Regions from separate parts of the Homo sapiens genome. Here region 2 is linked to region 1. Evidence: chromatin loops called from intact Hi-C (ENCODE). Cell type or tissue: endothelial cell of umbilical vein. All regions are shown on one strand. Each heading gives the region's core, and the rest is flanking DNA. Links, peaks and the distances in the headings are about the cores only. Region 1 has its middle 700 kb from the start of FSTL5-AS1. Region 2 has its middle 290 kb from the start of LINC02233.

Region 1 (15,763 bases), core at 4,978-12,977:
ATCACGACTTGATGGTTGAACTCTGGGCATCATTTGACAGTGATCAAGATTGTATATTACAAAAGCCTCCTTTTCCACCCTCATTTAGATATTTTACAATTCGGCATGCTAACCATTCGATTTAATATGACATCAGTTTTGTCATTTAACTCTTAAATGCTGAAAGGACAACTGACTAAAAATTATTTATTGATGTGACATTCTAAACAATCCAAGGATAAATCTGCTGACAGAGGGACTTTGCTAAAGAAAATTAACAAATTCAGCTGTGTAACCTTCCAATAGAAGAGACGAAGATACATTGCTGTAGACCCTGAAGAATGTCACAAAATTCCAGTTATACTGAGCTTCTAAAAGCCCGTATGCCTGCAAATAGCAAAAACAAAATGATTTAAAAAGGATGGTAAAACCACTAAAGGGCATAATAAAGTACCTTTTAGTGTCTAGGCTGGCAAAATTGGTACCATTATTGCAAATTTCTAACCATGAGATTGTTCTACTGATTTCTTTTTTGTAAAAGAAATAGGATAAATTTTAGGGAGGATGGCTACCAGACAAAATTAAGCACTAAGATGGTTTGTCTTCAGGTTGCAAAATGAGGGACCGTTTTAAAAAATATTATAGTTCCTCAAATAGTTCTAAAATATCAAAACATTAGAATCCTTTATGTAACCTGGAACACATTATCGTTATCTTGTTTATGTATTTGTTTCCCTTCAATTTAAGACACTCTAAGGAAGAGTTTGCTTCCCCTGTTCTCAGCTAGTTCTGATCTATCGTGTTATTTTCAAGTGTTCTGAATTCTACAGGGCTTACATTTATGACTTTAATTTTCATTGTCATGTTCTTTCCAAGTGCCAATAAAAACTAACTTTAAAAACATAAAAGCAGGAAGCAGTTGACTATGTAACTTTATTTGGCCTATAAACAAGCAAGTTTCTAATAATTGCTCATTTTCCAACTTGAAAATAATAATAGAAACTGTTATAGTGGCAAGGCATTTATTCTAGCTCCTAATTAAATTCAAAATGCATTTTAATTCTAAATGTATCTAAAGGAAATTTAAACTTTAAAAACTGTGGTTGCATACTAACCATATTTATTCTAATGAAAAGTGCCTAGATAAAACAGAATTTAAAATATAGCATATATGAAAAGGAATATAAACAATACAAACTAATTATCTCTTACTCTCTTGGGCAACCTGAAGTTAATTATAGTTAAAACTACTCTCCTTTGTATATTATTTTGAGAACCAGAAAACACAATCACTTGCCATTGATTATTTTTTAATTTAAAATGGTTTGCTAGATGATATGATTTGAAAATTATAATGAGTAATAATACAAGCAAATGAAAAGCTCTGAAGCATAAACATATTTATGTAAATGTTAAATGTGCATAGTCATGACATTACCTAGATGTAGAGTTGGAAGAAGGATGCATTTCATACCCAAAAAGATTTAATTAAATGTGTTTGTCTGGAAAATATATTTCTAAATTAATCATTCCAATGCCATGCCCACCTTGCAGTTTTGAGAAATATATAATCAATAGAAGTTTAAAGTTTTGCATGATTTATGTTACAATATTCAACACACTTTTTTCCATCACTCACTTATTTCAGTCAAAGTCTAGAACTACTCATTCCATCTCCAACTTAGCAAACCACCTCCATGTATAAGACAGAAGTAGTTCTTAAACAAAATTAAGTACACTTTATCCAAAAATATGCCCCCTTTTCCCTCAATTAATGCTTTAAATTTCTTTTTAGAATAAAATACCCAGATGAATTGACATGTTTAAGGTAAAGCCATATTAGAAAAGTATGTTGATTCTCCTGGAACACTTTCTTGCTGAAAGATGTAATTTATATGTCTATCAGCACTTATCCAAATATTCCCAGTTATTAGTTTCCTTGTCAGAGAGCAGCTATATAAAGTGGCATCAATTCTATAACATAAAAATGTCTTTCCAAACTTTCAGGCTTTTACCCCCAGTATCACACACAAAAAAAGTGTTATTAGAAAGATAGAATCCCTCTGTCTCTGGATATTAAAAACTATGTTATTAAATAAGAGACTGCTGTGAAAATGGATACAAACTGTTTATTCTTCTTCCTCTATCCACAGCTAGATTTTTACACTGATTTTGCACATAGTTTTGCACTGTGATTGAGCAACAGAATGTCAAGTGTTGGACACTACCTCTAGGCTTGACTTGTGAAACTTCCTCTACAAAATTCTTCGTGTTTTATTTTGCTTTTCTTTGGACATAAGCCAATATTCATGAAAGCCCACATGCTGAAATATGTAAAGCTTAAAATGGAAGAAACCCAGATCTGTAAATCCACCGTGAGCCACAAGCCGCTTAGGAACACTAGATTTGGAATTTGCCTGTGTGATAAATGAACTTCTCTCATGTTTGAGTCCTTTGTATATTTACTGAGTATAGCAACTAGCACTACATAACTTATAATAGAATTGGTAACTGGAAATGGCTTGCTGCCTTTATAGCACCTAAGGTATGTGGCATTGGCCCAGTGGTTGGAGGATAGGTGGCAAGAAAATAGATCTTATGCATTGTAAAACTTAAGATCTCTGTTAAACAATGACCAAAATATTCAGTAAAACTGTCACCCATAAAGATTTTGAAAATTTTGAAAACAGACTATATGTTTACTGAGCCTGATTTCAGAAAGAGAGATTTAAAACAAATATACTGTATATTAGCTATGACTGGCAGCTTTTAGCCAAAATATGAAAAGTGATGAGATCATGCAATAATTGATTGGTTTTCAAACATAGATACAAATAGAGAGAGTATGGAAATAAAGAAAGCTATGGGGTTGGGAAAGCCACCAGCCACTTCTGGATCCAAGTAAGAAGATGGGAGACAGAAAAAGACTTAATGTTAAAAACATAGGGTAGATGCAGTGACTCATGCCTGTAATCCCAGCACTTTGGGAGGCCACAGCGGTCTGATCACCTGAGGCGAGGAGTTCGAGACCATCCTGGCCAACATGGTGAAACCCTGTCTCTACTAAAAATACAAAAAATTAACTGGGCATGGTGGCATGCACCTGTAATCCCAGCTACTTGGGAGGCTGAGGCAGGAGAATCACTTGAACCCAGGAGGCAAAGGTTGCAGTGAGCCAAGATGGCACCATTGCACTCCAGCCTGGGCAAAAAGAGCGAAACTCTGTCCCCTCCCCAAAATAAAATACATACAAATAATAATAATAAGACTCCTTAGTTGAAGAAGTGCCTTAATCCTCAGATAAACATCTTTGAAGCTAATACTGTTCCACCTGAATATTTTTCTTCAGTCTACCACAAATTAGCCACAATTAAGTCGGAAGAAAAGCATAAGCTTTAAGAATCAAATAAATAAAGCCGACCTGAGAATTATCCATGAAGAAAACTTTGTAGGATTTTACTGACATTTTGAAATGCCTGCAACAAACAGATCAGAAACCTACTACATTTTTTTGAGGGAATTATTTTGTCAAAGAAGCAACGAATCAAGTATAAGAAACACTTGGACGTTTTTACTTCAATCCTTTGTGTTTAGAGTTGCACAAGTAAGAAGAGCATGATAAAGACTATACTCCACCAAACTGATCGTTTTCCTTCCAAAGTACACTCACTTCAGATATGCCTATAGAGGGTAACAAACAAGAAGGAGTATCTGAGAAGACAAAACAAGAAGTCAAAGAACAATGCATGAAGAGGGAAAATTAGGATGGTCTGATTAAGGTGTTTCTCCAGCAAAGTAGAAGTTCCTATAATGTCTGGACTCCAACATTTTATTATTATTCTGGAAAAGTGATTTCGGTGTGTTTCTCATTCTCCACTTTGCCAAGTGGGGCTTTTTGTCAAGGTTATTCATCCCCTTCTCCTCTGTGGAAGTGCACAGATATAAAATGAGACATATAAGGAGATAGACAAAATGTCTTTTGGTTTACGGGTTATCAGACAATAAGGGATCCATTGACATCAAGTGAATGACCTAGAGATCTTGAACGCTGAGTTGAGTGCAGCAATTGGACAGGACTTTGGTTTATCTTATCTGAAAATACTAGATTGGTTGACCGTTGCTGAGACAAGATATGTGTTTACTAAAACTACCTCCTCTTCTTGGAGATCCAGCTACTGTGTATATGCTGGTCCCCTTGGCATTTGGATGTAATTATATTACAGATAATAGACTATAAGCAGAATTGATGTGAACAGCTCCTAGGACTGGCTTTTAAAAACTTCCTATGTATACTCTTCATGATTTTTCTTCCCTGCCAGCTGAATTAGATAAGCATAGCAACTTTAAAAACCACATGATGAAGATGATGGACCTAAAAGATGGTATTTCCTTGCTCTTTGAATCATCACTCAGAGAAACATGCATATTAGTCTTTATAGGATTCAAAAAATAAATTAATCCATAACAAAATGTAATTCTTGTTTAAAATAAACCTTTAGAAATATTTGAGTTTACTTGCAATCTTCTAGCTTTATTTTATCGAGTAGACATAGGTCACATAACAATATGATATAATTTATGCGTATATCATATAATTTGTACATCTGCCTCTTATTTATAGGTTTAATCAGTTTGTTATTTCACAGATCATCTCAATTTAATTCACTCAATTAAACAAATAGCTCTGAGTAACCATTTATGTGTGATGCTGAGCTACTACTGGAGATAAACCAGTGAATAAGACAATAATCTTGTCTTGAAGAAACTTATGGTCCAGAAGAACTTAGGTAAATGCAGTAATGCACCACATAATGATGTTTTGGTGATTAACAGACCATATAAATGATGGTGGTCCCATAAGATTGTAATAGAGATGAAAAATTTCTGGCCCCTAGTGATGACATCATAGCCATCATAATATCATCATAGTGCAATACATTATCACACATTTGTAATGATGCTGGTGTAAACAAACCTACTGTGCTGCCGGTTGTATAAAAGTATAGCACATAGTCAGGCATGGTGGTTCACGCCTGTAATCCCAGCACTTTAGGAGGCTGAGGCGGGCAGATCACCTGAGGTTAGGAGTTCGAGACCAGCCTGGCCAACATGGTGAAATCTGGTCTGTATTAAAAATACAAAAAGAAAAACAAATTAGTCAGGCCAGGTGGCGGGCATCTGTAATCCCAGCTACTCAAGAGGCTGAGGCAGGAGAATTGCTTGAACCTGGGAGGCGGAGGTTGCAGTGAGTCGAGATCGCACCATTGCAACTCCAGCCTGGGCGACAAGAGCAAAACTCCATCTCAAAAAAAGAGTATGGCACATAAAATTATGTACTGTTGGTATTGATAATAAATGACAATGTTGCTGGTTTACTTACTTGTGATGCAATGCTTTTTAATTTTTTTTTTAGTATACTCCTAATTATTTTTTAAAGAAAATATTATAGTAATAGACCCTCAGGCAGGTCATTCAGGAGGCATTCCAAAAGAAGGAGAAGACAGCTCCATGGGTGTTACTGCCAGTGGGGCAAGTAGACCTTCCAGTGGAGTGAGATGTGGAGGCGAAGACAGTGATATTGATGATCCTGACCCTGTGGAGGCCTAAGCTAATGTGTCTTAGTTTTAACAAAAAACTAAAAAAACAAGATTAAAAATAGAAAAAAACTTACAGAATAAGGATATAAAGGGAGAAAATCTTTTTGTATAGCTGTACAATATACAATGTGATTATGTTTTTTTTTTATTATACTTTAAGTTTTAGGGTACACGTGCACAATGTGCAGGTTTGTTACATATGTATACATGTGCCACGTTGGTGTGCTGCACCCATTAACTCGTCATTTAACATTAGGTATATCTCCTAATTTTATCCCTCCCCCATCCCCCACCTCACAACAGGCCCTGGTGTGTGATGTTCCCCTTCCTGTGTCCATGTGTTCTCATTGTTCAATTCCCACCTATGAGTGAGAACACGCGGTGTTTGTTTTTTTGTCCTTGCGATAGTTTGCTGAGAATGATGGTTTCCAGCTTCATCCATGTCCCTACAAAGGACATGAACTCATCATTTTCATGGCTGCATAGTATTCCATGGTGTATATGTGCCACATTTTCTTAATCCAGCCTATCATTGTTGGACATTTGGGTTTGTTCCAAGTCTTTGCTATTGTGAATAATGCCGCAATAAACATACGTGTGCATGTGTCTTTATAGCAGCATGATTTATAATCCTTTGGGTATACACCCAGTAATGGGATGGCTGGGTCAAATGGTATTTCTAGTTCTAGGTCCCTGAGGAATCGCCACACTGACTTCCACAATGGTTGAACTAGTTTACAGTCCCACCAACAGTGTAAAAGTGTTCCTATTTCTCCACATCCTCTCCAGCACCTGTTGTTTCCTGACTTTTTAATGATTGCCATTCTAACTGGTGTGAGATGGTATCTTATTGTGGTTTTGATTTGCATTTCTCTGATGGCCAGTGATGATGAGCATTTTTTCATGTGTCTTTTGGCTGTATAAATGTCTTCTTTTGAGAAGTGTCTGTTCATATCCTTTGCCCGCTTTTTGATGGGGTTGTTTGTTTTTTTCTGGTAAATTTGTTTGAATTCATTGTAGATTCTGGATATTAGCCCTTTGTCAGATGAGTAGATTGCAAAAATTTTCTCCCATTCTGTAGGTTGCCTGTTCACTCTGATGGTAGTTTCTTTTGCTGTGCAGAAGCTCTTTAGTTTAATTAGATCCCATTTCTCAATTTTTGCTTTTGTTGCCATTGCTTTTATGTGATTATGTTTTAAGCTAAGTGTTACAAGAACAGTCAAAAATTTAAAAAACTTAAAAAGTGTATGAAGTAAAGGAAATGTTACAGTCAGTGAAGGTTAATTTATTATTGAAGAAAGGAAAAACTATTGTTCATTAATTTAATACAAACTAAGTGTCCAGTGTTTTAAAGTCTGCAGTAGTGCACAGTGATGTCCTAGGCCTTCACACTTACTCTCCACTTACTCACTGACATATCCACAGCAACTTCTAGTCCTACAAGCTCTATTCACAGAAAGTGCCCTATACAAGTTTACCATTTTCAATCTTTTATACCATATTTTTACTGTACCTTTTCTGTTTAGATATGTTTGGATGCACAAATACTTCCCTCTGTGTTACAATTGCCTACAGTATTGAGTACAGTAACATGCTGTACCGATTTGCAGCCTAGGAGCAATAGGCTATACCAGGGGTCCCCAGTCCCTGGGCCAGGAACTGTTCCATGGCCTGTTAGAAACTGGGCCACACAGCAGGAAGTGAGAGAGCGGCAGGTGAGTGAGCAAAAGTTCAACTTTATGCCTGCTCCCCACTGCTTGCATTACCGCCTTAAAGTCTGTCTCCTATCAGATCAGCAGCAGAATTAGATTCTCATAGGAGTGTGAACCCTGTTGTGATTTGTATGTGTGAGGGAGATTGCAGATTCCTCATAAGGATCTAATGCCTGAGTATCTGTCACTGTCTCCCATCACCCCCAGATGGGACCATCTAGTTATGGGAAAACAAGCTCAGGGCTTCCACTGAACCTACATTATGGTGAGTTACATAATTATCTCATTATATATTGCAAGTGTATTCCTCTGTCTTCAAGCTGCTAATAAAGATATAACCAAGACTGGGCAATTTACAAAAGAAAGAGGTTTAATGGACTTACATTTCCACGTGGTTAGGGAGGTCTCACAATCATCGCAGAAGGCGAAAGGCACATCTCACACGGTGGCAGACGAGAGGAGAGAATGAGAACCAAAAGAAAGAGGTTTCCCCTTATAAAACCATCAGATCTTATGATACTTATTCACTATTACAAGAATGGTATGGGGGGAACTTCTCCCATGATTCAATTATCTCCCACTGCATCCCTCCCACAACAGGAGAGAATTATGGTAGCTACAATCCAAGATGAGATTTGGGTGTGGACACAGCCAATCAATGAGGTAATAATAAAAATAAAGTGCATAATAAATGTAATGTGTTTAATTATCCCAAAACAATCTCCCCCGCTCCAGTCTGTAGAAAAATTGTCTTCCATGAACCCCATCCCTGGTGGGGACCATATATTCTTGTCAAGGGAAAAGGGAAAAGGAGAGAAATTGAGACTTTTCTGTGGTTCTTATACATGGGAATCCATATGACACTATACTAGGTCCCCTTTGAGAAAAAATTAAATGATGACATCTGGAGGTTTTGGGACGAACATGCGACCCATGATATTTACTGCCTTGTGGTCCTTATCTGCCAGCAGGTGGAGCCCTTTAGGCCATTTCAGGTGACAATGACCATGTGTTCCCACTGCTGAGTGCATTATCAGCATTGACATTTTGGCTACTGGTGGCACAGAACATCACTGCCGCCTGAATGCCCCCTAACAAGTAAGAATTTGAGTCGTAACAGCAGGGAAAAAATCCACTCCTGTCTTCTATCTAAATTACTCAAAGGGTTATTCAACAAAAGTAGTACTGCATATTAAGTGGAGAAAAAGACATTACTTTGTTAACTCGGGACTCGATACAAATTACTCTGTCATAGCATAACAGCACACTTTGGCTAGTCAAAAAGGTCTTCAGGTCGTGGAGACTGACAATGGATTGTTTCAGACTGAATGCCAAGGCTATGTGGATGGGAAGCCAAAAATCTTCCAGATACAATCAAATAAAATGTTTAACTATGGCTAACTCTGGCAGCATTCACTAATAAAAGGGAGGTCCTACAGCTGGAAAGCCCCTTTGGGTACTGGCCCCAGCATATACTTCACTTGAGTGTTCCTTTTGTCCCTTTTGTCAGGATTACCAGCAACACCACCAACTTTGGATGAGGCTCTTTGCAGCAGCATGTCTTGAAAGCATTCAACAAGTCGTGGTTCCAGTACTACCTTTAAAATTTTAGAGGCTGCTAACCCAATAAAATTACAGATGTCTGCAATCTCCATGCCTGCAGGTTAGAGTCTGTGGCAACACAAAACTTCCAGTGGGGTGCACAAGCCTCTTGAATTTAAACACATAAATTGCCTGAGGCAGCCAGAAGATATACCCCTTTTGAAAATTAACTCCTTGCTCACTGCTGGACACTGGTGGAGATTGAGCATCTATGGCTGGAGTGTCATATGCAATACGTGTGACAAACTCTATTTACACTGGGAATGTTTCTGGAGCCTTGGGGGACCAGCTCACAATGGATCCTAAGATGATTTTGTCCCTTACAGCCCTATCTGTAAGAAATAAACAGGCTTCATATAACTTGTTGCATGTGAGTGTGTCTGTCTCACTGAACTCAGACAAGCCAGAAACCAGGACATAGTAAACCTATTTTGCAGTGGATCAAAATGTGTGTTATAGACTGAATGCTTAGGTCTCTCCCAAATTCTTATGTTGAAATCCTAACACTCAATGGGATGTATTTGGAGGCAGGGCTTTTGGAATGTGATTAGATCAGTCTAGTGCCCTTATAAAAGAAACTCCAGAGAGTTTCCCTGCTGCTCCCACTCTGTGAGGACACAGCGAAAAAAAGATGGCCTTTAGGGACCAGGAAGCTGGCCTTCAGCAGATAATCAATCTGCTAGCACCTTGATCTTGGACTTCCCAGCCTCCCAGAACTTTGAGAAATAAGTTTCTTTTGTTTATAATTGACTCAGACAATGGTATTCTGTTACTGCAGCCTGAATAAACAAACACAATGAATTGAGTCTGAATTCAGGATACAAAAAAAATGTGAAAAGTTTGTATGCAGGAGAATTTGTGTCTGAAGTAAGATAAGAATATTTGATAAAAAGAAAAGCAGCCATATTCAAGAGTTGGAGGAAATATCAATAGGATAAGGTTATTCATTTCATGATTGATGGATAAATATGCTCACAATGGGATGTAACTAATTAAGATCTTCTGGCTTCTGGCATGATGTTACTTATTGAATTAGAGAAAATAGAAGTTGGAATTAAGTTTTGGATGTATTAAGAAGAATTACATATTAGTACTGTGGAAGTGCTAAGCAGAATTATTTTATAGCTTCTCTGAAACTCAGAAATTGATCTTGACTGAAAATAAATATGCACCAGAAATGGGTACACCAAGGGCATAGAGAACAACGTAAAAACTTACCACAATATGTTATGTTGTAAAGCAATATTTTTGACATGCTCAAAATCAACATTATAAATGCATGTAACTGAAATAGTTTGCGTCTAAATTTAATACTGTATTACTCATTCCTCTGTCCTTAAATCATTGAAAATATCAAAGATTACCAAAACACAGCTTTTAAAATGTAGCAGTATAAAATTATTCCTAACTATTTGCAGTTGTACTGCTGGAGACATTAAATATCACCAGCGAATGTTATTTACTACTATCAGCCCTGAAATATGCTAGCTTTACCACCCACACTGTACCATTCCAACCAGCATCCATGTTATCTCTTAAACTCTAGTTCAGGATGATCTACTATGACTGTGATGTGGATTTGTTTATTTTTACATATAATAGCTTCCAGGGCAAATCAATGGAAGTGCAGGATTTTTTTTCTTTCTATCCTGTGAGATGAGAATTAAAATGAACAAGGCTACTGACTAGATATACTTGGTATTATGGTTTGAATGTGTTTCTGCAAAATTCATATGCTGGAACTTAAACTTCAAGGTGATAGTTTTAAGAGGTGGGGTCTCTTGGCAAGTGTGGTCTCTTGGCTCTGACCTCAAAAATGGAATTAATGCCATTAAAAAGAGGGTTTGGAGAACTGCTGGACCTCCCATCTCTTCTGCCATGTGAAGAAGCAGCAGGAATGTACAATCTTGGAAGTAAAGAGTAGCCCTCGTCAGACATAGAATCTACTGGTGCCTTGATCTTGTACTTCGTAGCCTCCAGAGATGGATAAATAAATTTCTACTATTTATAAATTATAAATTCTGTGGTATTCTGTTATAGCATCAGGAACAGGTTAAGACACTTGGTAAATGTGGTGGTACAGTATATATGTTTATAAAATCCTCATATTAAAAGACATTAAGGGAATGGAGAAAAATAGTGAACTTTCCATTGCAGCAAATGCTAACAAGTATTTTGATTTGAAATCTAGTAATTAAAGGAAAGTAAAAATAGTCTTATACATATTTGAATTATATGTCATGAAATAAACTATCCACACACAGCACTGAAATTATGCTTAGTACATCAATTAATTTTGTCTTATCATACACAGATCTATTTAATATCACTGTGAAAACTTATTTAAGAGTTTAAATACAATATATCCTATGTAATGTGGCTATATTAATATTTTCAGATAGTTTAGGCAGAACTGTACTGACTCTGTCATTGTCTGAATGCTCTCTTTCAAAATACTGGAGAAAGGTTTTACTATTAACGTTTATTTATTTTATGTGGTCCTACAATATTTCTCAACTTATTTATTTCTTTAGTAGTCATCATTATATATATAATATTATCAAAATATGCTTTTCAAGTACTGTATTTCTGTGTTTGGGGATCCTCCATCTATAATATGTACTTAAATAATGACATTTCTCAGTTCTATCTTTCATGGAAATTTCTATAACCTCTATTTCTCATGAATGACAAGAGATCTCTATATGGAAGATAGATAACTATTTATATCTCATCAGTAGAGTTACCTATAATTTGCACATTTTTAGTAAGTCCAATTTTTAGAAATGATAGTATATAAACACTGTGTCTGATTATATAAGATTGCAGGATTATATGAGATTCAGCAAATAACTATTGTAGCTTTAAAAACTAGTATAAAGTATGAATATTATGAATGTTTACTATATTTTAAAATAAAATATGGAAGTTAGAAAGCTGTATGTCACACTTTGTACTTTGTTCATATTTAACTTCAAGGCATAATAATTGAAACTTATTGCTTTGAGAACTACAATCATCAATATAGTTTTCTTACTTTTCACTACAAAATTTCTTTCCAATTCTTTCTGTCTTTGAATTATACATTCGGAAATATACCACACATTTTAAAGATGACTGTATTACATTTAGAATAATAATACATCAATTTTTGTGTTACAATTATAAATTTTGTATTTATAAGATATTGCTAAATTCTGAAGTTAAAATGATGCCCGAATAGCCCTATTATAAATTAATAAACTACTATTAAATATTCATCCACTAATGTTTTCCTTACCAATGTTGTAAACATTCATTTTTCATTTGGGCACCAGCTATTATTTACTACATAAGCTATAGAGTAATAGTTCTTTTATGTCTTCTCTCAAACTTGATTTCGTATAATAGAAAAAAAATCAGTGTAGAATGAAAAGACATAGGTCCAAGGGCTAACCATGTTGAGTGATTTTGTTGAGGACTTTCTTCTTTGCTGAATCTCATTTTTCAAGTGACAGCGAGCGCTAGTGGAGTTGAGTGAAATAATATCATCATGACAATTTCTTCCCATTCTAAAGTCTACTTTTTTGCTGATGGACACCCTCCATATATTTGTTTCTTGAATCTGTGACTTTGTTAATAACATTCAGCATTTTCATTATTATGGTTGTTTTTATTTTCATATTTAGTGTTGTCTTTCCTGAGATGGTATGAATATCACTTTAAGTGAGGATACATATTATTCTGTACTGAATACATTATATAACTGTTTTACTCCCAAATATATATACCTATATGAGAAATTATTGGAGAGAGGGAAACCCAACCAAATTAGACCTGTACTCAAGAAGCTTCCATTGTAGCAGAAGATAGATATGGGAACAGCACACTTAGTAAAATACATTTATATTGAGCGTGTTTATAATCTATAGCATCTCCTATAATTTGTACTGATAACACAGAAAACTCAGATCAAATAAGATTGAAATCTCTGAAAATATATTATGAAAGAGATAACTTTTGAGCTACTTGACAATAGATTAACTTCTACCATGCAAAGATTTTTGAGAGAGGGTTTCAGTGAGAGGCAATGTTTTTAGTCCCTTTTGTGCTGCCATAACAGAATACCTGAAACTAAGTAAATTACAATGAATAGAAATATATTAGCTGACATTTTAGAGGTTTGGAATTCTCAGATAAAGGGGCTGCCACTTGGCAAGGGCCTTCTTGACTCATTGTTTCATAGTAGAGGGCAGAAGAGCAAAACAGTGTGAAAGAGAGGGAGAGGCAAAAAAGGAAGGCAAACTTTTCCGTTTTAAGGAAGCTATTGTCTTAATAAGAGCCTGAATCCATTCACTATACCCTCATGCCTAATCACCTCTCATTAGGCCACACCTTCCAACACTGTTGCATTTGAGATTAAGTTTCCCACACATGCTCTTGGGGGACACATTCAAACCACAGCTGGCATTAACTACAATCTACCTTTGTTTACTCTTCTAGTTCCAAACATATAGTGACAAACCTTATAAAGGCAACATTTCTAATGACTTTTGTATTTTTTACTACTCCTAAGGCAATTATAAGCTTTGAGAATATTTTTGGAGGTCTGATAAACTACACCTTGATGCACAAAAGTTGTCAGACAATTTTCAATGTAGGCAATTAAAATGAACCTGGAAAAGGTTAATTCTGAAATGGGACCATATATTGTTACAATTGTAAAAATCCAGAGATCACCTCATTTTAAATCTATTCTTTACAAAGGTCTTCTCTGCAGTATCTTTCATAAGTAATCCTGATGCTCTTCCAGGACCTCCACTGATACAGTTTTCATTTCCTTTTTTATTAAGCACATCTTTATTCATTAACAGTTGTGTAAAGCTGGGCACATAAATATGAGTAAGATATTACTTGTGCCATAAGACAGCAAAGAGATTTAGACAAGTTATTAAAATATTGTTTGATAGAGAAAGAGTAAGTTTTTTTTTTTTACTTTTTTCTGTGTCTGTCTCATATTGAGCCTGCCACTGAATTTAGCATATGGCATTATGATTACTATTTCCTTGCTCCTTTAGTACACAGTCTGCATTATTTGTATTTATATCCTCAAGATGTAGTACAATGCCTGTCACATATTTGATAACCCAGAAATATTAGTTGTAAGACCAAATTAACCTGTGAGAAAATAAGGTTTTATGAGGATGTGATTGAATCTGAATCTAAAAGATGATGAACACATATTTTGAAGGGAAAGGAGCAAAATATAGGAGAATTTCAGTCTGTGCTGAAGGAAAATTGTATATGAAAGAACAGGGTCTAAAAGGAATATTAACAACTTAAGTGTGAAGAGGTATGATCTGTAAAAATGTAAAAGTGATCATAAGGATAGCTAATATTCAGGCAGGATTGGAATAAACTTACCCTAACAGAAAACGTCAGAATCTTTTTCTGTCTCCATTCTCAAAGTGTTTAATACCATTTGCTTAATGTATTATATCATAAGGTAAATGGCTTTGCTGTGATTTTTTCTTTTTTATTATTGTTTTAGAAAAGTAAAGTAAAAATATTGTATGAACACTTTTGCTAAGGTAAGAAAATATTTTTTGAGGGGAGTTGAATTAGAGTATTATGCAATTTAGGTATAACATATCTAGGTAATTTTAAAGTTTTGATGTATGGCATGAAGTAATTAGAAGGTTGCCCATTGATCATATTTGGTGTTACAAAACATGAAATGGCAAAGAAAGAAAACCCCGTGCAATAAGCAAAAGAAATTTTTCTCCACCTTTCATAGAAGTTTGCCATTATGGGTGATAAGAGCAATTAGGAGGAAACTGGAGAAGACAACATCACTTTCTGTGATAAATTTGCTCTATTGGGTGACATTTATGGGTATATGATCACTATATGGCCAACACATTTTCATTAATTTAACTAGAGAGATTTTGCCTCCATGTCACTTATATATTGGAAGGAGTTAGTATATTTTTGCCTATTAAAGAGATGGCTTCAGCATGAAATTTTCAGAACACTGAATGGTGACCTCAAATGAATTGCATCTACTAGAACTTAAAATAGGCAAGGTGAGAAGAGGAAGAATATAAGGCTGAAGTGTTAAGGGCGTGACTACTGTGCTGTGCCAAGGAGTTTTTAACTTGACACTTTAACATTGAGTAGAGGTTTTTTCAAGTAAAGAAGGTAAGAGCAAGTGGTATAGAGAAGTTGCCAGGAAGGCAACTAGAGAAAAGAGAATTCTTGATTTTTCTTCTGGAATTACATGGAGTACTATATAGCCAAAAGATAAAATGTCCCAAGAAGATGAACAGATCTTAATACAACCTACCAGTACATCTTTGAAGATCTAAATATGATTTTGGCTGGAAGAGCATGTATGCTCATTTTATTTTTGAAGTGGTACTAAAATTAGTATTTTGCAGAAAGACTAAGAGCCTCCAAAACATAAATTCCTGTAGTTTTCTACTGCTGATTATTGTAGATACATTAACAACTCAGAAAAGCCACAGAGTATTTTGTTACTACTAAAAGCTTTTTACATATGATTGTAAGTTCACTGAGGGCATAAACTCAGAGTGTGTACAGATGTTTGCTCCTGGCCTGGCATAAATATGGTATATATTATGAACACCTATATTAATATATTTTTTTTAGTTAATAAAAACGTGGTTATTACAGGACATTTCTCCAGATGGCCTTGGACCAATCTAGTGCTTATCTCTTTCTCACTTAAAGTTCTTAAGAATAACTGTAGAATGTGCTGGGAGCATCTTGAGATAGGGAGTGATTAGAACAGCTCATGCGCTGTTTCCATCCCTCCCAAAACAGGATGTTTTTCAGTGCTTCAGCCCAGTGTATCGTTTTGCCCCTTGGTAT
Region 2 (15,763 bases), core at 5,153-13,152, 1.8 Mb before region 1:
GTTGTAACGGACATGAAATATGAACAACAAACTGTCTATAATTATGAGAAACTAATTTGATGGTTTTTTCCAAAAATAATTCAATTACTGAAGTCATAGTGAAAAGAAATAGAACAGATGTTTGATCCAATGTCTCATAAAATATTTTACTTAGCTACATACAAATGAATTAAAATTGATTTTATGGATGCCAATTCAGGAGCAGAAATGCTATACAATAGAACCTCAAATTACTCAGGAGATTTATTTTGGAACAATACTGTGTAATTTGGAATGGAGAAAGTTTATGGAAAATTGGAGAAAGGGATTAGTGACAAAGAATTGAAAACCATATGTTGCTTATGGGGATATTTAAAATTTAGGAATTTAATGTTTTAAAAATATTTACTCAATAGAGTATTTACTCAGTATGGTATATGACTTAATGAACATGGGTAGAGACAGAGACCAAAGAAGAGGTATGGGAGCTATAGTGGTTTAAAAATATATCCAAAAATTATGTGATAGTCTTGCTTATCAAAAGATAAAGTCTGCTAGGCTGGAGAGCAGTGGTGCAATTTCGGCTCACTGCAGCCTCTGCCTCCCAGGTTCAAGTGATTTTCCCACCTCAGCCTCCCGAGTAGTTGGGACTACAGGTGTGCACCACCACGGCCAGCTAATTTTTTTGTATTTGTAGTAGAGGCAGGGTTTCCAACTCCTGACCTCAGATGATCCGCCTGCCTTGGCTTCCCAAAGTGCTGGGATTACAGGCGTGAGCCACCTCACCCAGCCTCAAAAGATAACACCTGCCTCCCTGAATGTGAATGGACTTTGTGACTCACTTCTAAATAAGAAAATGTGGCAGAAATCACAAGCCATTTGTGAGTCCAGGTCCTAAGAGACATTGCTGCCTCTGCCTGCTCTTGCTTGGATTCCCTCCCCTGAGGGAAGCTGGCCGCTATGACATCAGGACACTGAAGAAACCCTACAGGGAGGTCGGTGAGTGAGGAGGTGAAGCCTCCTGTGACAGCTGGCTCCAACCGACTAGCCATGTGAATGGGCCTGCGTCAATTCACATCTTCAGAGGACTTTGGATGACTGCGGTCCTGGCTGGTGACCTGACTAAAGCCTCAGGAGAGACCTTGGGCTAGAACCACCCAGCTCAGATACTCTCAAATTCCTGACCCACAAAAACTGTGAGATTATAAAGGCATATTACTGTTTTCAACAACCAAGTTTTGAGGTAATTTTGTGTGTGCGTGCGTGTGTGTGTGTGTGTGTGTGTGTGTGTGTGTGTGTTTTTGAGACAGGATCCTGCTCTGTCACCCAGGCTGGAGTGCAGTGACCTGATCTTGGCTCACTGCAGCCTGCCCCTCCTGAGCTCAAGTGATCCTCCCACCTCACCTCCTGAGTAGCTGGGACTACAGACATACGCCACCACATCCGACTAATTTTTAAAATTTCCTTATAGTGTCTTTTTGTAGTGATGTGGGTCTCCTTATGTTGCCCAGGCTGGTCTTGAACTCCTGGGTGCAAGCTATCCTCCTGCCTTAGCCTCCCAGAGGTTGGGATTACAGGTGTGAGCCACCACACCCAGCCCAAGGTAACTTCTTATGTAATAACAGGAGGTCACAAAATTCTAGTTATGCTGAATTTGAATTTTTACTTAGAAGTGACATGGGAGCTTACCTAACATTAGTTATGTTTAATTAGGTTTTTTGGCGACCTGTTTTTAGGGTTGGAGACCAGTTTCATCAAATCAGGGTAGAGATTCTCCTGGTAGCGCTCTGGCACAGAGATTTGTGTGAGTGTATGAGTGCCAGTGGAGTTGGGGGCAGTGCTGGTAAACTTGGGAGAACTGAAGTGAGGCAGAAATCAGGTATGATTTTGAAGGTTTTTATCTAAAATATTCCTATCAATTTGAAATTTTCTGACTTGAGTTGTCATTAAAAAAGCAAATACATTTGGGAGGGTAAAATTCATCAGTCATTTGCACCTCACTGCAGATAATTTGAACAGATAATGACTTTGCCCAACATGTGGCTAAAATATGGTGGAATGGGACTCCTGGGGAAGACAGGCTCGGAACAGGCAAGGGGGGATGGGTGCCTGGGAAGGGCCTTGCAGTTGATTCGGGGACCCAGACAGCAAGTTGAACATGAAGGGAACTGAGAACTCAGGGACTTTATTCCAAAAGACATGTAAAAAGAGAATAGGAGAAGAGAACAGATTTAAAAAAAATGCAACCATTGAAGTACAGGGGAGAAAAGAAAGAAAAAATGTTTGAAGCTAAAGATCATCATCTCCTATTCTGAAATTTGTAATGGGGCCCTGTCATGGTTATATTTAGAATGCTGCTGAGATTCTTCTTGGTGCCCTTTTTGGCATATTCTCAAATGTGTCAACTCTGATGCTTGCCTTACCATGTGTGTATGAGGAAGAGTTCACTTCAGCTGTGATACCTGGGGCACAGTATGTGAAGTGTGTCCACACGTTGGAGTTGTCACTCTGATGCAGTGAAAGTCCTGGCTGAACCTTGTGTCCTTATGTGCCTCCTCATCTTAGCAATGTATCATATTCTGTCTGGCATGGTAATCATTACTCTATGTTCCTTCTTCCTCCCAGATTGTAGGCAAACTAGTGGTTGGGGCCCTGTCTCATCCAGTTTGGTGCTTCCTGGTGAACGTATGGGTATCATCTTGATATAAATATTTGCAGAATTGTGTTGACTATGGAAAACCACATTTAGTATTTTGTTGTAGCATTGAGCCAATATGGCTTTCTTGAAAGAGCCAGGTTTTAGAACTATCCAGTATTTGTCTAAGGTATACATTTATTAATTTTAATCCTTAATGGGCATGCTTGCCTGAAGTGTACATGAGGTGAGGATGAAGTATTGACTTTGTGGGGCCTAGTTAGGAAAATGAGATAAAATTGGAAGAAGAAAAAGAGGATGGAATAGCCCTTACCATGACATCGCCCCTAGAAAGTAGAATTAGAATAGGTATAAAAGAGAGGAGAGAGAAAGGATATGTGAGAGACAGAGGAGGAAAGTGGAGAAAAAGATGTAGATAAGGAGTGGAAAGTGATAGAAGATGAAATATGTAAATGAAGGACAGGGTAGAGATGTTATCGGGACAGTCAGAATATAAAATCCAGGACTGTCCCAATTAATGGATATGCCATTGATTTTATTTAATGTTGTGTTCCTTTGCTTTTGGTTATAGGGAGTGGAAATGTAAACTACATTTAAAAAATCTTATTTTAAGGATATACACGTACTGAACAAAGAGAGTAAAGTCAAGGAACCAGGTCACTCCAGTGGCCATCACTGGCCAGACCACTCAGATTCCCCAGTCCAAAATCTGAAGGGAGCCAGTCTGACTGGCTTTGCTAATCACGACCCTCTGATTGGACAGAGTTTTGTGGGCTGGGCCAGCTGGTCCTTGCTTGTGTCAATCCCCCATTTGGTGTTCATCCCTGTGCGAAGAAGAGCCTGGGGCGGCTTTCTTGAGTAAGCAAGGGATCATTGTACACGTGAACAGTGCTGTGGCTGAAATGACCAATTTAAACATGAATGATAAGCCGGGGTGTAGGCTCATGCCTGTACTCGTAGCTACTCAGGAGGCTGAGGCAAGAGGATTGCTTGAGCCTAGGAGTTTGAGACAAGCCTGGGCAATATGGTGAGACCTCATTAAAAAAAAAAAAAAACATAAAAAGGAAAAAATATGAATAATAATTTAAAAGGAAAAGAAAATAAAACCCTGAATCATATCTACAGACAACCCACAGGCTTTAAGGAAGATCCAAACCTGTAATATAACAAGGAAGGCATTTGATATACTTGATAAAAAATGTTTTACTCTTTTTGCTTCTCTGTGAGACTCCTTGTATTACTCAATTTGGGCTTCGCTAATGAAATACTGCAGACTAGGGGGCATATGAACAACGTAAATTCATTTTTCACTCTTTTGGATGCTGAGTCTAAGAGCAAGATGCTGGCCGATTTGGTGTCTAGTGAGGCCCCCTTCCTGGTTCATAGATGGTGCCTTCTCACTGTAACCCCACAAGGGGGTGGGGTGAGGGAGCTCTCAGAGGTCTTTTCAGTCATGAGGGCACAGTCTAATTGCTACCAAAGGCCCCACCTCCTATTACAGTATCCCTTACCCAAATGCTTGGGACCAGAAATGTTTCTGATTTTGGAATATTTGCATTATACATATTTACCCATTGAGTACCCCAAATTTGAAAATCAGAAATCTTGAAATGCTCCAATGAGCATTTCCTTTGGGCATCATGTTAGCACTCAAAAATTGCAGATTTTGGAGCATTTCAGATTTCAGATTTTCAGATTTGGGTGGCTTGGCCTGTTCTACCACATTGGGGGGTTAGAATTTCAACCTGTGAATTTTGGGGGAGGCATGCAAACCTTCTGTCTATAGCACCTTTACATTATTTTATAAATTCACCTTTAACTTGTTTCAGATTTTTCTCAGTACTTTAAATCTTACGCCATATGCGCTGGGTGATTTTTCAACTTTTAAATGGGCCCTGTTCTCTTGAAAATAAATGGGAAATAGATTCTTGGAAATAAAACATCAGTCTTTTCTGACTTCTTGGGTGGGTGAGCAGAAACAGACGATTCCATACCTGACATCTGCTTCCTTTAATACCCTCCAGGGTGTTTGCCCTATGTCTCTCAAAACTCAAACCACGTCAAAATCACCTCAAACCACATCAGACTTTTCAGGGCTGGTAAATGCTCCCACAGCATAAATAGTTGTTCCTGTCAAATCGGTTGGACTGTGTCTTAGGGGAAGACAATATTAATGTCTTTTTCTTTACACCTTTACAAGCAAAAATTCACTAAGGCAAGAGGCAAGTCATAGAAACATATTTCTCCGGTGTGCTTTTGTTGTCATGTTACTGGAAATAAATATCTCTGATGCTGTAGTTGCTGGTATAATGAAAATCTAAGTAGATGATGGTGTTTATATTGCAGGTGCTAAGGGCCTCTCACACTGGCACTGGCACTGTGAACTCATTGAGTTTTCTTGTGTTCTTACTAGCTGATAATAGGGTCATTCTTCTCAGGGTCCCAGTGGCTGTAGAGAGCTGTTTGTGGGAAGCCATTATGTGACAGGTTTGAGAAGATCTAGGCAAGGGCAGGCCCCAAAAGATAGAGGACTACAATTTACATTTATTGCCTGCCTTGCCTCAGCTGCCTGGCATGATGTCTCAATCCCAGAAGCTCTTGAAAAGTAAAAGGCAGCCACAGGCAAACAGGGGAAACAGAAACAATCTGTTAAACGCAAAGGTGTTTACTTAGCATCCCAGCCTCAGAAATGCTCACATCCCACTAGGGGGACAGAAGGGAGCTTATGGAAACATATTGTGAGTGGAGCAGACAGAGTGTCATGATTTTCAAAAATCTGCTGTAACCTTCTGGTTCAGTTTTTGTTTCCCTGAGGGCAACGGAGTGAGATTTTGTATTTTTCCTTATTTAGAAATTCACATCCAGATAAAGCATCCCTTGACTCTATGAGTGAATATCTGGAGAGAATGCTTATGTGTCCAGTGTGAGAATGACTTTGGAATCCAAGATATGTTGATTGATGATGGAGAGTATGCTTAGCCAGTATTGAGGCAGTTTATCCAGCTGTTAGAACAGGATTATTTTTTTGATGACATGTGACTCATCCTTTGACATCCGTGAAAGAGAGCGCATAGTGGTTAAAAGCACCGACTTGGGAGCCAGGCTGCCTGGCTTCAATCCCTGCTCTGCCACCTACAAGGTATGTGATCCTGGGCAAGTTATTTAATCTCTTTGTGTCTCAGTTTCCTCATCTTGACAAAAGTCAAGGTTTGTAAATGGCTCAGACTGGCTCTGGTGTCTGGTAAGTGCTGTATAAGCATGTGTTACACACAGACATATGCATATACGCAAATACTTGATGCTATTCTGGCTATGTCATCAGCCAACTTCTGTAGCTACATGCTCAGTCTTTCATCTGTAAAGTAAAGGGGGTGGACTAAACTCCATTCTAGTTGTATGGTCTATGATTCTAGGTCATGGTGTTTGGAATTGGTGGTAAAATTACAAAGAATATTATGGAAATGACAATCAGCAACCATAATGAATCATCTTTAGGAATAGGTGTTGATGATTCAAATATATTTCCATTCTCCCAGTATTTGAAAGTATGGGATGGTATGTGGGTAATCTTGGATTCAGGAGTTTATATCTACATAGGTATCTGCTAGATAAAAAGGAACAGATAAGCTCTCATCAACTATGAGATATTTTTCCATCACAAATGAAAACTTTATGACCCAGACTGTGTAAAGCCTGGCTAACGTTAAGATTAGGAAATATCTATACTTTAATCAGAAGAAAGAAAAAGCCAAAGATTTAAAAATAGCAGGGCGGCTTAGCAACTCTCCAGGCTAAGCTGAGTGTGTAGTTGAGATACAGGTTGTTAAGCAAACTTTCACTGATACCCTCAGGGAAGAAATTGTGAAATAAGGCAACTGAGCAGGGATTTTTCAAAAAGAGTAAGATAAATTTCACAATATCTGGAGAATTTAGTTCTCATAAAATTGAAAAAAATTTAAAATCTCAAGTTGAATGGAAAAAGAGATACAGCTCAAAGGACAAGACTATTTCACTGAAAAAAGAATGATGTACCTTGTAACATAACTTAAATAAATTCTGAGTATCTTTAGGACTCTTAAAATATTTTTTCATTTTCTTTTCCTTTTATTCTTCAGTTGTTATAAGATGTGTGTTTTAAGTATGACCTTAGCTTTGTTAGTTGCTTTGAGCTCTTTACAAAGAAAAGAACATTGCTGAAAAGAGCCATGAATAAATAAGAAGTCAGTATAGATTTGCAAATATTTTCTAAAGGTCTAAGGGTCACTGAAGTATTGGAAAATGGGAAAAGGGAGCAGATTAAAAAAAAAGCATCAACAAAAAGTGAAAACTTTAAGAGAGGATACACAGAGAAGCAGAAAACTTAATTAAATTAAAGTTTACTGAAAGGGTCAAGATGTTATAAGAACCGCATCAACTAGAAAGACCTTTGAGAGAGAAAGAGGCATACCAATAAATAAAAAGCAGAGTTGTGATAAGACTTTAAATGGATAAGGCTGTGAACTTACTGTTCTCTGAACAGGCTGACTTTCAAAGCCTAGGCAAGGTCTTTACTATTACAAAGTCATGAGGACCTTCTTAAAAAGCCTTGAATATTGTATTCAGTTTGAGGCATTTCACTGCCAGGAAAATGAAGGCAAACAGAGATGGGAATTCAGAGTTTAAAACACACACACACACACACACACACACACACACACACACACACACACACCAAAAATATTTCAGGGTCTATGGAGAATTGACTTTTCAAGAGAAAGTATGAATAAAAAGAATAAATAATAGCTTCACTTGCAAAGTCTAAAGAGAGGAAGGTTATCACCTTCCTGTTGTATGCGCCTAAAATTTGACAGTGTGAAATTACGAGGTAACAGATATTCTCATTTAAATCCTGTGAACTTATTTAGTCAATGGTTTGACTCTACCTTTCACTTTAGGTTACAGACATTTATTTATCAATATTTGTTTTTTACATAGGACATTTATAAACCCATACACATGTACATATACACATCCATATAGCCAATAAGTGTCCAATCTTCCTTCCCTTTCCCTGCATTTTCTTTTATTGATGACCTCTGAGTCTACTGTACATTTGTAGCTTCCCTATAAATTTCTCTAAAGAGATGTAAGGACCACACATTTGATTGGCTGAACTTGAGCTTGCCCATCTCAGCTCCAGCTAAAGTGAGCTGTTGTTATTATTCATAGGGGTGTCCAATACAATTGCTTTAAAGGTTCACTTTTGCTCACAGGGGATTATTGAGTGGGGCAGGGTGGGGAGTGAGATATTGCTAGTCATTACAATACTAAGGGAATTCTATATATGCTATCATTTTACTTTAGCTGTGAGAAAGATGAGAAAGTAAAAGAAACTTGAGATCCACTGAAATAAATTATTTAACACAAATGAACAGGTAAGAGGCTCAAAAGATGTGGATTAAATATCGTTGCTGCAGAAATATTACTGTTTTCTCCCATTTCTACCTATTACTTTGTCATTCTCTTCCCTACACGAAATCCAAGTCTTTTACATCATAGGTGCACCAAATAAAAAGGTATTCAATAGACAAATGCTAGTGGTTTTACAGATAGAGTGGTCTAGGGAGGATAGGGTGTTGAGTTTTGAAATGGGAGGATGTTTTTAACCTTATTTAAAATCCTTTCTGGCTGTGTAAGCCATAGATCATGGTGTGCTATGCTTGGGTATCTATGTATGTTCCATCAATGAGAGCGCTGGGCTGAGAAGTTAAGCAAATGTTGTTTTGTGCTGCCAGCTGGGCTTCAAAATATGGCAGTCCCTGTGTTTATTGCCGACTAGTATTTTTCAAGAAAATATAAAAATTGTCATCTTCTCTGTCAGCATGAGACCTCTGAATCATTAAGACTCACCAGCACAGACTGTAACAAAAAGATGTTTTCCTTTGCTATGGATTTAACCATTTTATGGGTAGGTGTTTTCAAAAAACTCTGCATTTAATGCAATAAAGATGACATTTAATGCACAACAGGTATTAGTGGAAGTTATCACAACTAAATCAAGGTGAGATGAATCGTGGAAAGTGGCAGTCACAGTTTGATAACTGGAATTAAACGCAGAAATCCAAGTTAGAGAAGGCAGTAACAGCTCCTACTGACCAGCAGGGGTCACCCAATAACCAGAAAACAGATATGAGGCTTGTCGGTTCTCAGCACTGAAACGCAGGGGAAACACTCCGGTGCGAGGTCTCAGGCTGCCCTGCGGAGACACACACAGAACTCACTCATAATCCTAACTCAAAACCAAAACACAGCAATTCACTTCCCAGAAATGATGTTCTTCACTGGGTAAAGGGAGAAAACCTCAGGGCCAACTCTGGAGCTCTGCTACATGTATGGGAGTGAAGAATAATGGACTCAGTTGGGAGTGGAGGTTGTACCCGATGACATAAATAGAGGAAAGTGGAAGATACCTAAGGGGGAGAAACTCCCTGTTGAGTTCAGATGCTCTTGATCTAACTTCAGAGACCCAGAACAGAGAGGCCAGCCTCCAGTCAGGCTTCCTTTGCCGTCTTCAAGTACAGAACATTAAAACCTGTTCCTGGCCCCTTATATTTCAAACATTTTTGTAAAATGCATTTTTAAAACATCAGAAAAGTTCAGATTACCAGGTTTTCCCCACAATGATTCTTCCATTCTTCTTACAGCTACTCTGTGCTTCCTTTTCTCTTCAATGTCTGCTATAAAGAAACGTGTGCCCTATCGATTCTTTGTCTTTGGATTCCTGAATACATTCCCTGAAAGGACCTTCAGAGGGAAGGATCAGTAATAAAAGTAGCAGCTAACATTCTTGAGAGAGGATGGTGTCATGCTCTGCCCTAAGCTATCAGTGAACACGTGTATGTCTGATAACTTTCAAAAGGGCCTTATGATGTCGACACCTTTTTTTTTTGAGACGGAGTTTTGCTCTCGTTGCCCAGGCTGGAGTGCAGTGGTGAGAACTTGGCTCACTGCAACCTCCACCTCCCGGGTTCAAGCAATTCTCCTGCCTCAGCCTCCTAAGTAGCTGGGATTACAGGCGCCCGCCACCACGCCTGGCTAATTTTTTGTATTTTTAGTAGAGACAGGGTTTCACCGTGTTGGCCAGGAAGGTCTCGAATTCCTGACCTCAGGTGATCCACCTGCCTTGGCCTCCCAAAGTGCTAGGATTCAGGTGTGAGCCACAGTGCTTGGCCGACGTTGACACCATTTCAAGGATGGCGAAATGGAGGTTCACAGGCTGATGCAAATTCCTAATTCCCCTGCTGTTTGACTGTAAATCTCAGGTCAAAGAGGACAAAGAAACATTAAAATTCAACCATTTCGACTACCTGCCTGATGCTCGAATACTTTCTATGGCATCTCTGTTAGCTGGTCATATGTTGTTATAGTTATACATTGCTGAGATGGGGACTCATAAGTCTTCTTCATTTGAACAGCTCTGGCTGTAAGAGGGCTCTGCCTTATAGTCAGATGGAAGAAAGCATCTAATAACTAGTCTTTTTACTGACTGGAGCATATTCTCCTCCTACTGGGTCAATGCAAGAAGACTGATTTCCCTTCAGGGTAGTCCTTCATACATTTGAAGGGAGTTACTCTGAATCTCTCAGGTTTTCTCTTTATTAAATGCACTAAGATCCCCCAGAGATCTTTATTATATTGTTTAAGTATGATATCATTTTCAATCTTTCCTACATCTGAATGAATTACATTGGTTCATGTTCTTCTGAACATGTGGTTCCCAGAGCAGGGTGAGGCTAGTGTGCCGAGGGGTCTGTCATCTCTTTTTTTCAAGATATTATGCTTTGATTGATGCCTGTTTTCTAAGAAACACACAAATTTCTTATTTTGTTTCTACTTGTGTATTTTCTTCTCATTTCCCAGAAATGATATTTTTTTTTGCTGGGTTCTTAGATAAAAAATGCACAACTATATAATGAAAATTAATTTAGTGACAGCTAACAAAAGGCAAAGACATTTTTGTAAACATTAGTTTCAGTGGTAGATAATGGCAGGATTCAACCTCTCAAAACATTAATTGACTTTCCTTATAACATCATGTGCCAATGGTGCTTTACAAATCATGGTGAACACATTTTGCTGGGTTGAAATGATAGTCATTTTTGTGTTCATCCCTAGTTTAGGATTTTAGCACTAAATTCCTAGCCAGTTATCACTGTACTTTTATGAAAACTCTTGTTTAAATAACTTTAGATGTATCGATTGTAGAAATAATATGCTACAACCATTGCCTTCTTATGAACAGTTAACAAGTATAATTTAAAAAACTACTCAGCTCTCCCAGGAGAGTGTTTTGAACAAGTTGGAAAACAGAATTAAACAGGATATCATGCAAAGTGGGTGGCTTAGTTAATGTTTCTATTTTCTTTCTATGGGACTCTTAGAATATTATATGCAAACAATCTGAGCTAAGGTTGCATAAGATGTCAAATCAAAGTTATTCAAGTTATTTTATAGACATTAAAAAGCACCTTGCATTATCATTCTCAAATTTCGTAAATGGACAAAAATCTATTTGCACATAGTTGCACCCAGATGACATAAATTTTTAATGTGGTTAAACTCCATTTGAATATATGCCAAGATAGAAGCAATGATTAGCTTATTTTGAAAATTACCACTTTAATCTTTCCCATTACTGGATAGCCTCTAACAAAGAGACAGCCTTTCTGACCTCTTAAATAGTCATAAAATTGAAGATCTCAGCTTGACTTTTAGACCTTCTGCTGACCCAAGGCAAATTAGACCTGCTTCAGGACTTGACTTGAAAGATACTGAGCAAATACTTAGAGGAGTGATTATAGAGTTTAAGCCCCAGAGTAGAAGAAAATAGAGAACATGAGTTAAGAAACATTTTTCTGCCCATAAAGGGAGAGGAGCCATAAGAATGTAAAAAAGAAAGATTAAGAGGGATGGAAGTTGGCATTAGGTGGTGCCTGCATATCTCAAAAGGGATTTGGTGCCATAGCTCTTTGGGTCTCAAATGAGACTGGCTATGAAAAGGCTAACACTTCAGATAAATTGAAAGGGCATCCAAACAAAATAGATACCTGTACTCACCTGAAATCCAAAGAATAGGCACTCTTACTGCTATAGTTTTAATGTGTCCCCCCGAAAGCATGTGCTAGGAACTTAATCCTAAATGCAAAAGTATTGGGAGGTGGGGTCTAATAGGAAGTGTTTAGGGCATGAGGGCCCCACCCTCACGAATAAATTAATGCAGACTATAAAAGAACTTGAGGCACTGGTTTGATCTCTTGTTTTATGTCATTGTCCTTTCTTTGCCCTTTTGCTATGAGATGATGCAGCAAGAAGGCCCTCACAAGATGCCAGCCCTTCTATCTTGGACTTCTCAGTCTCCAGAACCATGATCCAATAAACTTCTGTTCATTGTAAATTACCCAGTTTGTGGTATCCTGTTATAGCAGCACAAGACCAATTAAGATAAAAAATTGGTACCAAAAAGTGGAGCTGTTGCTATGACAAATGCCTGAAAATGTGAAAATGTGGAAGCAGTTTTGAAATTGGGTTATGGAGAAAAGCTGGAAGAGTTGGAGAAGTAGGCTAGAATAAGCCTTTGTTTCCATACCTGGTGTGTTAAGGGTGTTTGAGGGCTTGGAAGAAGAGAAGAACTGTAGGAAAAGTGTGAAACTTCTTCAAGGTTACTTAAGTGGTCATGATCAGAATGTTGGTAGAAACATGGATAGTAAAGGCCATTCTAATGAGATCTCTGATGGAAATGTGTAATGCCTTATTTGAAAGTGGAGAAATGACCTTTTCTATTACAAGTGGCAAGTAAATTGGCTGAAATGTGTCTGTGTTAGCCTGTTTTTTTTTTTGTTTTTTTTTTTTTTTACACTGCTATAAAGAAATACTTGAAAATGTGGAAGTGGCTTTGAATCAGATAATGGGCAGAGCTTGGAAGAGTCTGGAAGCCTCAGAAGAAGACAGGAAAAAAAGGTAAAGTTTGGAACTTCTTAGAGACTTGTGAAGTGGTTGTGACCAAAATGCTGGTAGAAATATGAACAGTGAAGGCCAAACTGATGAGGTCTCACATGGAACTGAGAAACTTATTGGGAACTGGAGCAAAGTTCACCCTTGTTATGCCTTAGCCAAGAGCTTGATTGCATTGTGTCTATGCCCTAGGGATCTTTGGAAATTTGAATTTAAGAGTGATGACTTAGGGTACATGGTGGAAAAAATTTCTAAGCAGCAAAACATTTAAGGTGTGGCCTGGATGCTCCTTAGAGCCTACAATCAGATGTAGGAGCAAATAAATGTCTTAAAGTGTAAAAGGCAAGCAGAGTGTAAAATTTTGGAAAATTTGCAGGCTAGCCATGTGTCAGAGAAATAAAAAGCATCTTCAGGAGAGGACTACAAGCAGGCTGTGGAGTAACTACTTGCTAGAGAGATTAGCATGACTCAGAGGAAGCCAAGTGCTAATATCCAAGACAATGGGAAAAAGTCCTAAAAGGCATTTCAGATATCTTTGAGGCAGCCCCTCCCATCAGAGGACAAGAGGCCTAGGAGGAAAGAATGGTTTCATGGGTCAGGCCCAGGATGCTGCTGCCCTGTTCAGCCTTGGGACAATGATCTCCACATCCTGGCTGCTCAGGCTCCAGCCTTAGCCCAAAGAGCTCCAGATCCTGCTTAAGCCACCACTTTTGAGAGTGCAAACTGCAGTAAGTCTTTGTGGCTTCCACATGGTGTTAAGTGTATGGGTGTGTGGGATGCAAGAGTGAAGAAGGCTGGCAGCTTCCACCTAGATTTTCAAAGCCCGAGTGTCAAGACAGAAGCCTGTCATGGGGCAAAACCCCCACACAGAACCTCTACTAGGACACTGCTAAGGGAAAATGTGGTACTGGAGCTCCCAACTGGTCACACCTCCAACACTGGTGATTACATTTAGATATAAAATTTGGATGGGACAAACATCCAAACTATCAGTGTCCATGCCCAAAGACTTTATGAAAGGCAGAGTTTAAAAGTGATGAACTAGGATATCTGATGGAAGGAGTTTCTAAGCAGAATATTGAAGGGATGGTGTAGCTACTTTTGACTGCATACAGTAAAATGAGAGGAGAGAAATAATTTACTAACAGAATGTATAATTAAAAGGAAAGCAGAACATAACAGTTTGGAAAATTGGCAGCCTGGCCATGTAAAAAATGAAAAAGCATGTAGGAGGTGACAAGTGACCTTTTGATAAAGGAATTAGCATAGCTAGAAGGAGGCCCACTGTTATTCATCAAGACAATTGGAGAATGACCTCTAAAACATTTCAGTATCCTCAAGCCTGCCCTTCCCATCCCAGGTCCAGAGCTCTTGGAAAGCAGAATGGTGCTGGGGACCCAGGGTCCCTCCACAGGCCCTTTTCAGGACTGCCTCAGGACTCTGTTCCTTGCATTCCAGTGCAGTGGTATTCAGCTGCCCAAGCTGTGGCTCAAGCAGTTCCAGGTGCAGCTTGGGGTGCTGCTCTGGAGAGTACAAGTGATAAGCCTTTGTGGCATCCACTTGGTGCTAATTCTGCAGGTATGAAGAATGCAAGAGTTGTGGGGCATGCCTTCCTCCACTTAGATTTCAAAGGGTTTTGTGCAACCTGGGGTCTACACATAGACTTGTCACAGGGTTGGAGCCATAGCAGTAGGTCCCCACTAGGATAATACCTAGTGGAGTTGTAGGAGTGAGGCCACTGCAGAAAATCCCAAGCAGATGAGTGCCTGGTGGAGCTATGGGGGTGGGGCCACCCAAAGACTCTAGAACTGTAGAGCTTCCAGTGTGCAACACCAGCCTTGGGGAGCTGCAGACACATAACTCCAACTTGTGAGAGCTGCTGTATGGGCTGAGACCAGCAAAGCCATAGGGGTGGGGTTGCCTGAGGCCTTGGAGACCCACTTCCCACCCCTGGAAGGCAGGGCATGGAGTCAGGGAAGATTATTCTGGAGCCTTAAGATTTAATGTTTTTCGTCCTGTTGGGTTCTAGACTTACTTGGGATGAGTTACACCTTTCTTCTTGTTGATTTCTCCCTTTTGTAATGGAAACATTGTATCCTTTGCCTAACCTACCATTGTATTTTGGAAGAAGAGAACTTGTTTGATTTCATGGGCTCATATCTGGAGAGGAGTTTGCCTGAAGATGAACAGTACCTTGAGTCTCACCCATATCTCATTTAGATGAGACCGTGAACTTTGGGCTTTTAAGTTGATGCTGGAACAAATTAAGACTTTTGAGGCTACTGGGATGAGTGAATGTCTTTTTTGTGTGAGAAGGATATAAATTTGGGGGACCAGGGTGGGTCCTAATGGGTGTTGTTTAGGTCATGAGAGCTGTGTGAATGGATTTCTGCTGATTATAAAAGGTCTTGAGGCTACTAGTTTGATTTCTTGCTCTCTCTTCCCTTCTCTTTGCCTTTCCATCATGGGATGATACAGCAGGCAGGCCCTTGCCAAATGCCAGCCCCTCAATTTTTGGACTTCCCAGCCTCCAGACTCATAAGCCAATAAGTTTTTCTTCATTATAAATTACCCAGTCTGTGCTACAAGAAGTCCTCACTTAGGGTCATTGACAGGCTCTTAGAAATTGTGACTTTCAGCTAAATGATGTACAACAAAACCAATTTATAACTCATCATTGTTATAATAAAACAATTTTGAACAAGATGATGTTATTTGAGGACCTGTTGTACATAGTCTCACTTAAAGTTGCAGTTTCCAAGAACCTATAGATGATGTTAAATGAGGACTTACCATATTCTGTTATAGCAGCAAAAACAGGCTAAGACACTTACCAAATGCCTCATATTAACATGAATAGTTTTAGAAGAGAAAAAAATGAAGATATACTGTGCTTGGGCAGTGATGGAATGCAGTGCTCACAGAATTGCGTACTTCCTAGGATGGCAAGGGAAGGTCATTCTTGTTATTGATAAACCTGAGTGGTGGGGGCAGCTATGCAGGGAAAAGGGAATAAGTCCAAAGTCCAGGCCAATGGGATATTATCAAATACTATCTAATTAGAGACTCTCATATTGGAGTAGATCAGAAGTCACAAATTCAAATACGAGGGCTGAGTATGTAACATGAATGAGCAAT

What was found. A loop is a pair of places that touch in the nucleus more often than their neighbours do. Peaks named below come from ENCODE experiments on the same cell type or tissue, not always from the same donor. Only the 100,000 strongest peaks of a DNase experiment are listed, where the experiment ranks them.
Region 2: it touches region 1 in a loop (5-fold over the local background); 2 of 110 quality-filtered maps call a loop at or near these places.

Annotation. Positions count from the first base shown.
Region 1 is chr4:161,312,318-161,328,080 of GRCh38, forward strand. No RefSeq gene overlaps it. Among named protein-coding and RNA genes, the nearest start is that of FSTL5-AS1, 700 kb to the right of the region's middle. RefSeq lists an enhancer at 1,359-1,528. In endothelial cell of umbilical vein, for the core only: a CTCF peak has its summit at 8,231 (motif pointing right); no DNase peak of the experiment used is centred there.
Region 2 is chr4:159,478,616-159,494,378 of GRCh38, forward strand. No RefSeq gene overlaps it. Among named protein-coding and RNA genes, the nearest start is that of LINC02233, 290 kb to the right of the region's middle. RefSeq lists a silencer at 8,838-8,917. In endothelial cell of umbilical vein, for the core only: a CTCF peak has its summit at 8,766 (motif pointing right); a DNase peak (open chromatin) is centred at 8,796; H3K27me3 peaks cover 1,465 bases.